2 separate regions of the Homo sapiens genome follow, and region 2 is linked to region 1. Evidence: chromatin contacts called from ENCODE Hi-C data. All regions are on one chromosome and are shown on one strand. The core of a region is the stretch at or near the end of the contact, and the rest is flanking DNA. Distances in the headings are between cores, read along the strand shown.

The links. Hi-C counts contacts between places; a loop is a spot of excess contacts on that map. Pooled maps may share reads with other maps.
Region 2: a loop to region 1 is called in a pooled map, with 12 times the contacts of the local background. The contact joins the promoter of PGBD2 here to the promoter of DESI2 in region 1. A Hi-C loop is called at or near these places in 6 of 50 pooled maps.

Annotation. Positions count from the first base shown.
Region 1 is chr1:244,649,897-244,657,241 of GRCh38, reverse strand. DESI2 (desumoylating isopeptidase 2) reads right to left here and starts at 4,116. Exons shown (of 5, transcript NM_016076.5): 1 at 3,887-4,116. The coding sequence starts at 3,928. RefSeq lists a silencer at 3,603-4,372 and enhancers at 4,453-4,612, 4,872-5,445.
Region 2 is chr1:248,902,069-248,909,413 of GRCh38, reverse strand. It overlaps PGBD2 (piggyBac transposable element derived 2), which reads right to left and starts at 3,179. Exons shown (of 3, transcript NM_170725.3): 1 at 3,072-3,179. RefSeq lists silencers at 2,734-2,823, 3,234-3,293 and enhancers at 2,914-3,103, 2,628-3,549.

The DNA.
Region 1 (7,345 bases), core at 2,867-5,366:
CACCTGCCTGACCTGACACCCTGTTGGAGGAGTCTAATGGAGACAGGCGTCAAAAGAACGGAGTCCAGACAAAAATGTCCTTATTTGAAGTGTCCTAGAAAGTGGTTCTTTTCTATTCTTTAAAGACTTTGAAGATGTATAGGTACTACTTTATAATAAAATTGGTACTGGCTGGGCACAGTGGCTCATGCCTATAATCCCAGAACTTTGGGACGCTGAGGCGGGCGGATCACTTGAGGACAGGAATTTGAGAAAAGCCTAGCCAACATGGTGAAACCCACCTCTACAAAAATACAAAAATTAGCCGGGCATGATGGCAGGTGCCTGTAATCCCAGCTACTTGGCAGGCTGAGGCGGGAGAATCACTTGAACTGGGGAGGCAGAGGTTGCTGTGAGCCGAGATCGCACCACTGCACTCCAGCCTGGGTGACAGAGTGAGAAAACAAATAAATAAAATAAATAAATAAAACTGGTAGAAACTTGTTAACACAATGAATTTGCAAACATTATCAAATACCTGCATATTTTTATTTTATAAAAATTCATTAGTCAAGATAACCTGAAAAGCACAAAATCTGGATCTATGAAAAATGAAGACTTAAAATGACTACACCAGAGATTTGTCTCAGTATTTGAAACTAATCTGAGTCACCTGCTTTGCTATGTGTGCCAGTCAATTAGGAATACGTGAACAAGCTCATTCCCACGACTCAGAAAGTAGCTCCAGGACGTTTTTATTGGTGGTAGATTACTCCAAAGTACACAGAGGAACATAATCACTGATAAGGCAGCAAGCAATAGGAACACTATGCATAATTAAGTAACCTTCTGAGGATCACACTCTTCTTCCATGAGAAGGAAGTTAATACTGGTGACCCCCAATAGAATTATTTTCATGCATACGGCAGAGTTATGGAAGAAAAGAAATGATCCGCAGCAGCCCAATCTAGAAAATAGAAAAATACAATCAGAACTGGAACGGGTGACAATCTAACAAAGAGACACAAGGACACATGGCAAGAGGTCCCTATAACCATGATTATAAGGGCATCCCTAAGGTTGATTTTCATATTTACAGAGTTGGAACCAGACAGCTGATGTACTAGGCCTATACAGACAACAGCAACCCTCATCCAAAGCATCTCTGATGAATAGGAAGAATTACCAAAGATAAAAGGAATTTACCCTTGGCATCAAACAAAAATATTTCAAAAACCAAAACTGACTTGAGAAAAATTAGTATAACAGACCAAAATTTGTATCTCAATCTAAACAACTGATCACACTGTTCCCCTCCATGAAAACCTTAAATGGTTCTGCTGGCTCAAGGAGCCCCCTCAGCCCTTCACCCAAGCCCACAACACATCTGACTAAAGAAGTTCTAATCAAACTTTCAGTTTTGTCTCCTTTCATTTATGCTCTACTCTAGTTATACTGGACCAGCTGATAGTTCCCAAATCCCACCTGCGCTTTCCCTATTCCTGCCATTTTGTTCACGTCAATTGTTCTCTGTCCTTGTGGATGCTACCCATTCTTCAAGTTTCATACCTTTGATTTTTCAGCATTCCCTGATCCTACAACTACATAGTCTCCTCCTTTGCATCCTTGTCTGCTCTTATCAAAACCATGCTATTCTGTCTTGAATTGTTGCCACTGTTGTGTATCTCCTCTACAATACTCTAAATTCCTTAAAGAAGAAAGGACAGTTAACTCATCCTTGTGGCTTCTACCAGGTCAAAAATAATAAGTAATGGTAGGTTGCTGAATTAGTGACATAAAACACTCAAAGCCCTCAAAAGAACATATAAGACCAAGTTTATTAAAAGTCTAATAATTCAACTATTTATCATTCCGATAAACATTCATATGCTTCATCTCCTGTTCACAGGCAAAAGCAATATAAAGACATAAGTGCAGGAATTAGTAGAGAAGATAGTGAATCAGATTTTGGTCTACAAATTCTAGATTGTATTTTTAGTTGTTTAGGCAGATCACTTACTCTCTCCCCTGTCTGCTGCTTCTCTAACTACCTATTTTACAAACTTGATGTGAAGAATAAGATCTCGCTCATTAGTCAATATTTTAACATCGTTCAGAACAGTCCTCCCTTCGAAAATACTGAATACCATCTCTAGCTTTTCCCAATCGACCACAATTTGCAGATTTTCCTGTATCACAGAATGCCTCAAGTGTAAAGAAGCCCACTATATGCCAAAACATGCATTTTCGTTTTCATATAAAAGGTAAAACTCTCTTCCTCTATTCTCACAAATTCTTTTAGGCTCTGAAACCATGGCTTCTGGCCACTGTATACTCCTAATTTAAATACGGGTTTGTTTAATAATCTAGGAGAAAAGGCACACTGTGATCTCAAGAGCAGAATATATTCTGAAAGACAGTAATAGCCCTCATGAATAAAAAACAAACCAAATTCAGATTAGGGGGATGTGCACAGAGAAAGTAAAAGGGCAGTTAAGAGTCTTGAAAGATAAAGGTGTTCAGCTGAACACAAAAAGTTTAAATCCAGAGAATTATTTCTCAACCAGTGACACAGGCCACAGAACTTACAAAGTGCCATGGTTTTCTAGGATCTTTTGTTTGGCTTATTCTCCTCTTCAACTTTTTCTGTCCTGTTCCACTTTTCTCAGCATGTTAACTCATCTCCTTTCATCTCCAGGCTCACATCAGAATTCAACAGAGGACTCATCTCAAGTGGCAGGCAGTTCCTACACCCTTCTGACACAATTCCCAGATATGGCATGAGAAATCCCACTCTACCCAAGATATAATAACACTGTAAATTTAGAAACTTATAAATAATACAAGGGAATACAAAGTTTAGAACTGTATAAGACTCTTGGCCTGTAGTATTTCTGCTCTCCTGCATCTTTAAGCCAACAAAAATAACGACGGGCAATTTTTCATTTGTCAGTCAACTTACAAGGAATTTTAAGCACTGCAGTCAGAGGTACTAATCCAGTCTACAGAACAAAAACCCATTCTACAGAACAAAGCAAGCAAACACACCCAAACATGCATCTAACTGCAACGACAATTCTCTACCGGGTGCTTTTTTCTGGGGGCATTTCACTGCAAAAATCAGGCAAACCAGTTCTTGGACTCGATTCTGCGTGCTTGCCATACTCCAAAGTTAGATGATACAATAAACAACTTCTTCCCTTCCCTCTCCCGTGGTCACGTCACCTGTTGCATCACCTGGAAAGTGGTCTTCAGAGTGTAGGAAAGGAGCACCACCAGGATCTCTAAATAATTCAGCTGGGCTATTTTCTTGAGAAATGTTAGCCTCATTCATATTTTAACGAGGTTGCCTTTAACACACAAGGAAAGGGTGTGTTGGCTCCTGTTCACCTTTGAAGAGATTCTAGCACAGGCACCCGAAAGCTGTGACCTTCTGGACTTAGAGGGGCTTGGGAGTTTCTGAAGACGTAGCCATGGAGAGAGACGGACAGTTCGGCAGAAGCAGAGGAGCTGGGAGCGCAGGCGGTCGGGACGGGGGTCCCGGGGCAGCCCCGGGGGCCGGCAAGTGGGGTTGGAAACGCAACGGAAGCTTTGCCGAAAGGACACTGCACGTCGGCCAAGGGGTCGGGCCCAGAGCCGGGGTCGGGTCCAAGCTGAGCGGATGGGAGAGGTTCAAGCCCACCCGAGCTTTGGCCAAAACCCTCGGGCTGACTGGGTTCACCGGAGCGTCGACGAGTGCGAGGATTAAAAAATAACAATACTCCCTCCTTCACCCCCGGCTTCCCCCGAGAACTAGGCTGGAGGCGGAGACGCCAGGCAGGAAGCGCCTGGGGCCGGGGTCCGAGCCCCACGGGCGAGAGGAAGCCGGCCTGGGCCAGGGCTCGGGGCCGCCAGGGGCCGCACTCACCATGTCGTACACGTTGAGCACCACTAACTGGTTAGCCCCCATCCTCCTCCCCGCGGCCGCCGCCTCGTCCTCAAGCCGCTCCGTCTCCGCGGGGCCGGAGGCCGCTCTCACCCCCGCGGGCGCTTCAGGGGGCCTGAGCCGGGCACTAAGCGTACAGCCCGGCCCGCGGCAGCCGGGGCGGAAGCATCGGGCAGCCGAGCCGCTCCCGGGCGCCGCCGACAGGAGCGTCTGTGCGGACGGGGCCGGACCGTTGGCGGCCCGCTCCGGATGAGGCACCTCCCCTAGGCGGCAGACACGTGGGGAAAGGCGGGGCTTGAGCAAGGGGCGGGCGCCAGGCGCCCCGGGGGCGGGGCCGGCCCGGCGCCAGGACTGAGCCCGCCTGCGCTCTGGTTCTCGGCCGGCGCACCTCGGGACCTAAAATGGCGGCAACTCCGGCGCCTCCGCGTCCTGGAGGAACGGGGACCCAGGAAGACTACAGTTCCCAGCATGCAGTGAGGATTCCCCCTTGCTACTATAAGTGCAGAGGCGGAGTCTCAACAGCCCTTCGACTACAACTCCCTGCATGCCGCGGGGGCCCCGGTCCTACCAGACCAGGCCTCCCCGGGAGACTACAACTCCCAGCATGCAGTGCTTTAGAGCTGCGGCAGATCCCTTGCCGCCCGCGGGCGGTGAAATCTCCTACCTTCATTCACCCTCTCATCTCAGGTGCTGCTGCTGTTAGTAGTTCATGTTGCGTTGAGCTCGATGAAGCCAGCGAAATGTGGCAAAAGACCAGAGTGATGACCCTAAGTTTTCCAAATGCTTCCTCACCTTTTATTTGGCAAGGGGAGTGGTGGGGAAATAGAGGAAGACGAGTTACTGGTGTGGGATGAGGTGTAACGTGCATCCAATTAATCCTCAATGTGGAATTTACATTTTGTGAAACTATCCTGCTGAGATGGGAAGGGTACAGTAACCGTAGCTTAGCACAATCCTGGGACGTAGTATGCAGCTCTGCATTAATTCAACAAATGTTTGTTATGTGCTTCCTATGTGCCAGGCAGTGTTGTAGGCCCTCGGGAATGCCGTGATAAACAGGAACAGGGACATACAAAATATCACTGGTATGTGCTTTGCAGAAAATTTAAGTAAGGTGAAGTCATTCTTAAATTGGCTGCACGGGGAAGATCGCTGTAATGAGTTTTAAGCTGAAATGTGAATGACAAAGCCAGCCCCGCAGATATGAGGGGGAGGAGTATTTCAGTCAAAGGGAACAAATGCAAAGATCTGAAGCATGAAGGAGTTTTCTGTATTCAAGGAAACAAAAGATCACTCTTGCTGGGACACAGTAGGCAAGGAGTCGACGGTACTAGATGAGCTGGGCAGGTAGGCAGAGGCCAGATCCCGGAAGGATTTTAAAATTCATAACAGGGGTTGTATTTTAAACGAAGCCATAAGTTTGGACCAGGGAGTGAAATGAGTGTGCGTGTGTTTAAAAATGATTACTTGGGTTGCTGTGTGGAAAATGGATTTCAGAGAGGCAAAGGAGGTGGAAATAGGGAGATGAGTGTGGCAGATTGTGAAAATAGCCACAAATTATTTCCAGTCTCCCAAATTATACTCTTTGGTGGTGTCTACCCCCACTGACTGCACTGGACTGTGACTTGCTGTGGACGTGGGACATTAACATCGTGCAAGCAGAGGCTTAAAAAACACTTGTGAGTTGGGGCTTGCCCTCTTGCTGAACTTGGGAGTCCTGTGACCACCATTTTAGGAATGAGTGTGGGCTAGCCTGATGGATGATGAGGGACACGTGGTCAAGTCACGGCCCACATCCAGCTGACAACCAACCAACTGCGAACATGTGAAGCTCTCCCGGACTATCCTTCCCTGGCCACAACCACATGGATCGGACGAACTGACCAGCCAACCCACAGAATGTGAGAAATAATGTTTTAAGTCACAAAGTTTTGGGGGTGGTTATGTGGCAAAAGTTAATCAAGTCCACCAATTGGATGCTGTTCCAGAAGTGCATGCCAGCAAGTGGCTTCGTTGTGGCTGATAGTGGTGGAGACCGAAATAATTAGAGTTTAAATATTTTGGAGTAAAGTCTGTGGAACTTGCTAATGGGTTAGATGTTGAGTTGGTTAGGGAGAGAGGATTCGAGAATAACTTCTAGATTTTTGACTTGGGGAACTGAGTGGATAGTCCTGGCACTTCTAAGATGTGAAACATTTTGGGGAGGAGCAGGCTGGGGGTAGGGAAATCAAGAGCTATGGTTTGGTCATGCTAAGTTTGAGATGCCTTTTAGACATCCATGACTGCCAAGTAGTAGACATTTGAATAAACTGGAGTCATGGCCATTTATAGACTTGGGGCTTGGTTGGATGACCTAGGAATATGTGTAGCTAAAAAGAAGTGGGCCAAGAACAAAGCTCTAGGACCCTTCACCATGTAGAGGTCAAGTAAAGTATGAAGAGGAAGCACGGAGGCAGGAGGAAAATCAGAAAGAACATGATAACATTGATGTCAAGACTATTGGATTCAGCAATATAGAAATCACTGGTAGCTTTGATGTGAGCGGTCTCTGGGAGGAGTGAGATTTAAATAACTGCTTTAACAGTTTGAGAAGCAAATGTAAGGTGACAAAAGGGAGACAACTTAACTTGGGGGCAACAGCTGGATAAGGCGGTGTGGTCAATGGAGGGCATTTTGAAGATGGGAGATGCTGAGGCATACTTGCATGTAAAGGGAGAAAAATTGATATAGGAGAGGGAAAGATTTGCAAGGGCAAAGAAGGGAGAGGGATCCAGGACACAAGTTAATGGTTGCTGTTTAGTAGGGGGGATGCTTCATCTGTAGTGATGGCATAGAAGGCAGATGCAGGTGCACAGTTACGGCATAGAAGGCACGGAGACGGGTAGGCAGGTTAGAAATACGGGAGTGTAGGAAATGAGGGTGTTTATTCCTGATTTACTTTTACTTTCTCAGTGAATTATGAGGCAAGAATGTCTTCAAAGAGTAAGACGTGAGGAGAGGGGCATAGGGAGTTTGGAGAGACAGAAGGTGATGTAAAATAGAGGAAATAAGTAAACTTGGAAAATATGGTTTGTCAGGTAGTGTTGGGGGACAGTAAATGCTGTGCACATCATTACTTGACTGTCCTCTGGAAGGTTGTTGACAAAGTTCTAAAACCTGTTTTTGGTGCATCAGCTGCCTTGCTTCTCTTTCCTCCCATGGTGTTCCTCCCCACCTTAAGCAATTACAAACTACGTAATCACATCTGCTAAGCCCTTTTTCCTGTGAAAGGTGGGGAAAAGGCACTGTGCATTTGCACCTTATTTAGTCCTGGCTGCAGTCCCCATAGATTCACTTTAACTCTTACTGTACACACTCCCTTTGCCCTTTGTGATCTCATCCACTCTCAGCTGTAACTGTTGCATGTATACTGAAGAGCCGCATGTCTCCATCTTCGGTGCT
Region 2 (7,345 bases), core at 1,930-4,429, 4.3 Mb before region 1:
ATATGCTTGACCCTAACTAAAATATACTCCTAAAAGAGTCTCTGAAACCACGCATAGGAAATACCTGTCAGTGAAGAATCTAATACAGTGGACTCAACCAGGTCAGAGGGGGATACATACGCAAGAAGCTCAGCAAAAACCCATTCTACCTTTCAGGAGTCTGTAGACTGTGCTCCCCAGGCCCTCCATCCCCTCACATGTGGCTCCTCCATCTTTCTTGCCCTGCCTGAGACAACCAACAGAGGAAGAGGACATGGGTAACCAGTGCTCCTACATACCAAGCAAACTCACAAAGGGAATAATGTCTAGATAGAGGCTGTTAGGCAGCCACACTATCACTTTTTCATTCGTTTGGCAAACATCTGAAGTATCTACTGGGTGCCAGGTATATATGCATAAAATTGTAACTATGACAGGGCTAAGAAGGAAAGGAGGTGTTTATCAAAACCCGTAAAACGGAAACTGATCTAGTCAGGGAGGTCAGAGAATATCTCCCTGAGGAAAAGACAAAATGATGGAGAGCTGCAGAAAGAGTAACAATTCCCTCAGCAGGCAGGGAATAGCACCCCAGGCAAAAGGCACAGCACAGGAGAAGCAAAGCAGTGACGCCAGAGTAAGGAATCTGCGGGACAGGGTACAAGAGGCTGTACCAGCCCTGCAGAGACTTGAAGACCCTGTTAAGGAGGCCTGTCTTTATAAGAGCTATGGGAAGTTTAAAAAAAAAAAAAATACAGGAAGAGCATAACAGAAGGAAGGGTGTATGTTAACAAGCTTATTCTGGGTGCAGTATGGACAACTGAGTATGCAGGCCCCAACATAGATGCAGGGAGATGGACAAAAAGGCTACGGCAAAAGGGTGGGGCCTATGGAGAGAAATGGACACACTTAAGGAGGACTTAAAATGTAAAACCATCAAGCCTGGATAATTGGTTGAGGGGGTAGGGCAGGGGAGAAAGCTGATCGGGGAAGCCTCCTAGATTTCAGGCACCCTATGGCTGGTGCACAGAGGTGCCATTCACTAAGCCTAGCAGCACTGGGAGGAAGAGCAGAGGGTGGTCACGAGCTGCCCAGAGGTCCAACTGGGCATTCTCAACTGAACTGGCCCAGGCACTCAACAAAGAAAAAGCAACTTGGTGTGAGACCTGGAGCTCCCCAGGCCACTCTAAAGGGTCCTAGGGGATTGGGAGGTGGGAGAGCTGCTGTTTAAAATGTAAATTTCTCCAAGGAAAGACAGGACAACTAAATGCTGTCTTGGAACCTAAATTACAAAATGGAAATAGGTGAGAGTAAAGAAATTCGAATAAGGCCTGTAGGTGTTAATATCCTGGTTTTGTTGACTGTTTTGTAAAATAAGATGTTAACCCCTAGGAAATCCAGACGAACCGTACATGGGAATTTTTGCTTGTTTCACAACACTCTGAAACTCTGAAATTAATTCAAGATAAAAATTATTCAAAAGACATTTTATAGATGTAAATGCCCCAAAGCTGAGCCAGGTGCCTAACTGTAGGGAAAAGAAAGAGAAGTCAGACTGCTACTGTGTCTATGTAGAAAGGGAAGACATAAGAAATTCCATTTTGACCTGTACCTTGAACAATTGCTTTGCCCTGAGATGCTCTTAATCTGTAACTTTGCCCCAACCTCTTTGCTCCAACCTTGACCTCACAAAAACATGTGTTGTATGGAATCAAGGTTTAAGGGGTCTAGGGCTGTGCAGGACATGTCTTGTTAACAAAATGTTTACAAGCAGTATGCTTGGTAAAAGTCATCACCATTCTCTAGTCTCAATAAACAAGGGGCGCAATGCACCATGAAAAGCCACAGGGACCTCTGCCCTGGAAAGCCGGGTATTGTCCAAGGTTTCTCCCCATGTGATAGTCTGAAATACAGCCTCGTGGGAAGAGAAAGACCTTACCGTCCCCCAGCCCGACACCCGTCTGTGCTGAGGTGGATTAGTAAAAGAGGAAAGCCTCTTGCAGTTGAGATAGATGAAGGCCACTGTGTCCTGCCTGCCCCTGGGAACTGAATGTCTCCGTACAAAACCTGATTGTACATTTGTTCAATTCTGAGATAGGAGAAAAACTGCCCTATGGCAGGAGGCAAGACATGTTGGCAGCAATGCTGCCCTGTTATTCTTTATTCCACTGAAATGTTTGGGCAGAGAGAAACATAAATGTGGCCTACGTGCACATCCAGGCATAGTACCTCCACTTGAACTTATGACATAAATTCTTTTGCTCACATGTTTCTTTGCTGACCTCCTTATCACCCTGCTCTCCTACCGCATTCCTCTTGCTGAGATAATGAAAACAATAATCAATAAAAACTGAGGGAACTCAGAGACCGGTGCTGGTGCAAGTCCTTGGTATGCTGAGTGCCGGTCCCCTGGGCCCACTGTGGTTTCTCTATACTTTGTCTCTGTGTCTTATTTCTTTTCTCAGTCTCTCCTCCCACCTGACAAGATATCCCACAGGTGTGGAAGGGCAGGCCACCCCTTCACCCAACAGCTCAGAATGGCTTTTGTGGGATACGGAAGAACCCTCCCTTCTCTTCACCTCACTAGCAAAAGAGAAAGAAGGGCAAACAAAGACCCTCAGAAACCTCAGCAGCTTCCCAGGCAGACGCAGTTAAAAACGACCCGCCCCCAGCGCGCCCCGGCACAGAGCCACCCCGCCCCAGGATGTGACGTGGCATTCGCAGTCCCGCCGCCAGCCTCAGGCCGCCCGCCTCCTTCGTCCCGCCCACCCCGCCCGAGCCTGCCCTGGTCCCTCCCACCCCGCCCTGAATCCATCCCTCTTTAGCCCGACCCCGCCCTGGTCCCCACCCACCCCGCTCCGCCTCCCGCTCAGCCGGCCCGGCCTCCGGCCTCGCACCCCAACCCGCAGAAGGAGCGCCCCCTTGCGGCCCTCGGAATCCCATTGTTCCTGTCCTGGTCCCGCCAGCCCACCGTCGGCGCGCAGTGGTGAGGACGAACTCCTCGGATGCCGCCGTTGAGAAAACGCAACATCAACGCCAACCACTCCTGTACTCAAGCGAAGCCCTGCCTGCAGCGCGAGCACACTGAGGCCTACCTGCCCTACCCCAGACGGAGACTCGCGAGCCCGAACCGGACCATGAGCCGCGCCGAATCGGAGCGCTGCGCCTGCGTTGGCGTCGGGCGTCGCGGCCGCGCAACGTCCGGCACCAGAGGGCTCGCTGCACCTCGGCCGGCCTTCCATGCCACGCCCCCGGGCCAGGCCACGCCCCGGCCCGAGCGACCATCGAGACTCCAGGACCTCCGCGGCGCCTAGAGGGATCCCGAAAACGCCTGCGAGGCCAGAACGGCCGAAATAACCCACCCCAGCGGGCCAGCTCTTCCCGCCACTCTCCCTTACCCTCCCACCCCTGTCCTACTTTGGAAACCTTCCTCGCTCCTTCCTAATCAGGAGAGCATGGGGACTTTCTAGGGTAGTGGTTCTCAAATGTGCCCCCAATCTAACAGCAGCTTCACCTGGGAAATCGATGGAAATGCAAATCTTGGGACCCCACTACAGGCCTTCTGAGTAAGAAACTCTGAGGGTGTGCCCAATAATCGGCCTTACCAACCCTGAAGGTAATTGTGGTACAAACTAGGGCTTGAGAACCACTGCTGTATGGCAGGGTTTCTCAACCTCCACTCTTGACATTTTGGGCCTGGATAATTCTTTGTTGAGAGGGAAGGAGGCTGTCCTGTGCATTATAGGAGGCAGGGTCACGGATAAAATACAGTTAAATTTGAGTTTCAGGTAACAGTGTTGTTCATCTAAGATTCACATTTAACTGGAAGTCCCTGTATTTCATCTGGCTACCTTGCCTACCTATATTTTTACTTGGTAAAAATAGAACCTTAATTGTAGGATATTGAGCATCCCTAGCAACTAAATGCCAGTAGCACACCACACTCTCTCCACTCTAGTTATGACAAATAAAAGTATCTCCCCCTACTTCTTGAGAATCACGGCTCTATAAGGACTTTGTCCAGCTGAAACCCAGTAGCCCATTAGGTATATAGGACAGTGTACTCCGCAGAAAACTGCCTTGCCCTGAAAGGCTTTGAACACAGAAATCCCTGGGACCAAACCGTGTTAACATTCAAAAAGAGGGCCACTTAGTGAAGAGTTTGTATTTGCTTCTCCACACTGACACTTCACAAAGGTTTTTTGGTCACTGTAAAGTGTGTTCCAAAACCCCTGGATCAGAAGAAAAAAATCATGCTCATTTGTGAGATTCTGAAGTGAAGGGCACGTATTAGTTTGTCATTCATTCCACATATGAGCAAATTGAGAAAACAGGCAATAAGCCATGGGAAAATGGGAGTGCTACTCTAGGTAAGGTAGGGTGGTGTTTCTAACTTGCTTTGTTCCCCAGATCCTGTGTCTCATTCATTCATTCAAGTGTTAAATGAGTGTCTTCTCTGTGACAATCACTCCTCTGAGCAGTGATGTTAGAACAGTGAAAAAGAAAAGGCACAAGAGAAAAACCCTCTTGTCATTTCAGTGGGAGAACCAGACAGTAAACAAAATATATGGCATGTCAAAGTGGAAAGTGCTAGGAAGAAAATAAAGGAAGCAAAGGGGACCAATAAGACTGTTGTGAATTCAGTTTTAAATAATTTGGTCAGGGAAGGTTGGTAAGTGAGAAGGTTGTATTTGAGGGAAAAGCCAAAGAATATGAAGAGCAAATTCCCCATGCAGAATTCAAGGGGGAAAATATTTGAAGCAGAGAGAATGGCATGTGCAAATGCTCTGAGGCGAAGCAAGCCTAGCACATTTGAGAATGGCTGGAGACAAAAGAAAGTCAAAGAAATGAGGTCAAAGAGGGGGTGAGTTCAACAAGGAGTAATAAGGTGCTTGCTGGCTGTTTCTTCCATACCTTTATGATCCAGAGAGAATTCTCACTGCAATTTGGATACTTGCATATGTAATTTAAAGTTAATAAAAAGATCGGGACCAAGTGTAAGTGTTTATGGAGCTGCAAAGAGTCCATCTAGACATTTTCAGTGCATTGCTTTGAATAAAGCTACGTTTAAAAACAAAGTCAAATCTTTGAAAACAATGTCAAATTTGGGGTAGAATGGCAGAAGAACTGCATGATAGGAATTGGGAAAAAAAAAAAAATTTAGCCCGTTAAGCTAGAATCCTTTGAGGAAAATACATATTTTGAAGTTCTTTAATTGAGAAATAGGCTAAATAAGCTTTAAGGAAAAAATTGGGGAAAATATTTAAATTATGTGTATTATGAGTAAATTTCATAAAAGCCTTGCAGCCTAGTTTGTTTATAGATACTATCTTGCTTTAGGGAGTTAACAAATAAAAAAAAAACATAAAAAGAAGAAAATGGACTTAGGGAATTAAACTTATATATTTATTAATTTATTTCATTTAGTTTATTTCACCTGTACATGTCTTTGTGTGTATGTATGGGGTGAGACTTTACATATAAAAATTCTCATGTCGCATTGACTAAATAACACCTTATGGTTGATGATGTTAGTACATAGCAGCAATTAAAGCTCAGCTACAAGTTGCTGACTACATTAAAGTTTTTGACAGCCATAGCAGTATCACAGCCTACCCAACAATTAAGAATGTCACATACATGAAACCACAGTTGTATGGAATTATGAGAAAATACTCATTAGTCCATCAGGATATTTTAGTTAAGGAAATTACTAGAGATATCAGGTGAGCTGGACCTGAAGAAAGAACCAGATGCCAAATAATTTCAGGCTAGAACTCCCAAGCGCCCATGATTAATGGGTCCAGGATAAGAAGAGATTGCTGGTTTCTTGAAGCTTGCTTGTTAATAAATGATATGGAGGTGGCATGCATTCCGATGACAATTGAATTGATTTGACGCACTATGTATGATTAAGGATTTGATGTCCTGCATAAAGTTAAGAATCAGGCTGGGCAGTGGTGGCTCACACCTGTAATCCCAGCACTTTGGAAGCCTGAGGTGGGAGAATCGCCTGAGGCCAAGAGTTCAAGACCAGCCTGGGCAACATAGTAAGACTATGCTACATTAAAGTTAGCCAGGTGTGATGGTACACACCTGTAGCCCCAGATACTCAGGAAGCTAAGACAGGAGGACTGCTTGAGCCCAGGAGTTTGAGACCTCAATGAGCTATGATCATGCCACTGCACTCCAACCTAGGTGACAGAATGAGACCCTGTCTCTAAAAGAAAACAAAAAATAAAAATAAATTTAAAGTTAAGAATTAGTTGATAGGGAGTCAGGAGCAATGGTTCATGTCTGAAATCCCAGAAATTTGGAAGGCCAAAGCAGGAGGATCATTTGAGCACAGAAGTTTGAGACCAGCCTGGGCAATATAGGAAGATCCCATCTCTACAAAAAAACTTGTTTTTTCTTCAGCTTTTATTTTAAGTTCAGGGGTACGTGTGCAGGGTGTGCAGGTTTGTTATATAGGTAAATGTGCCATGCTGATTTTGCTGCACAGATCAACCCATCACCTAGGTATTAAGCTTAACAAGCATTAGCTACTTTTCCTGATGCTCTCCCTCCCCATAGGTCCCTGACAGGCCCCACTGTGTTGTTCCCCGCCACCCCACCCCCACTGCCCCATCTGTGTGTTCTCATAGTTCATCTCCCACTTATAAGTGAGAACATGTGGTGTTGGGTTTTCTGTTCCTACATTAGTTTGCTGAGGATAATGGTTCCCAGCTCCATCCATCTCCCTGCAAAAAGATATGATCTCAATCCTTTTTATTGCTACATAGTATTCCATGTTGTATATGTACCACATTTTCTTTATCCAGTCTATCACTGATGGGCATTTGGGTTGATTACATGTCTTAGCTGTTGTGAGTAGTGCTGCAATGAACATATGCATGCATGGTATCTTTATCATAGAATGATTTATATTCCTGTGGGTATATGCCCAGTAATAGGATTGCTGAGTCAAATGGTATTTCTGATTTTAGATCTTTGAGGAATCACCACACTGTCTTTCACAATGGTTGAACTGATTTACATTTGAACCAACAGTGTAAAAGCATTCTGATTTCTCTGCAACCTTGCCAGTAACTATTGTTTCTTGACTTTTTAATAACTGACATTCTGACTGGCATGAGATGGTATCTCATTATAGGTTTTTTTTTTTTTTTGAGATGGAGTCTTGCTCTGTTGTCCAGGCTGGAGTGCAGTGGTACGATCTCAGCTCACTGCAACCTTCGCCTCCTGGGTTCAAGCAATTCTCCTGCCTCAGCCTCCCAAGTAGCTAGGACTACAGGTGTGTGCCACCATGCCTGGCTATTTTTTGTAATGTTAGTAGAGATGGGGTTTCACCATGTTGGCCAGGCTGGTC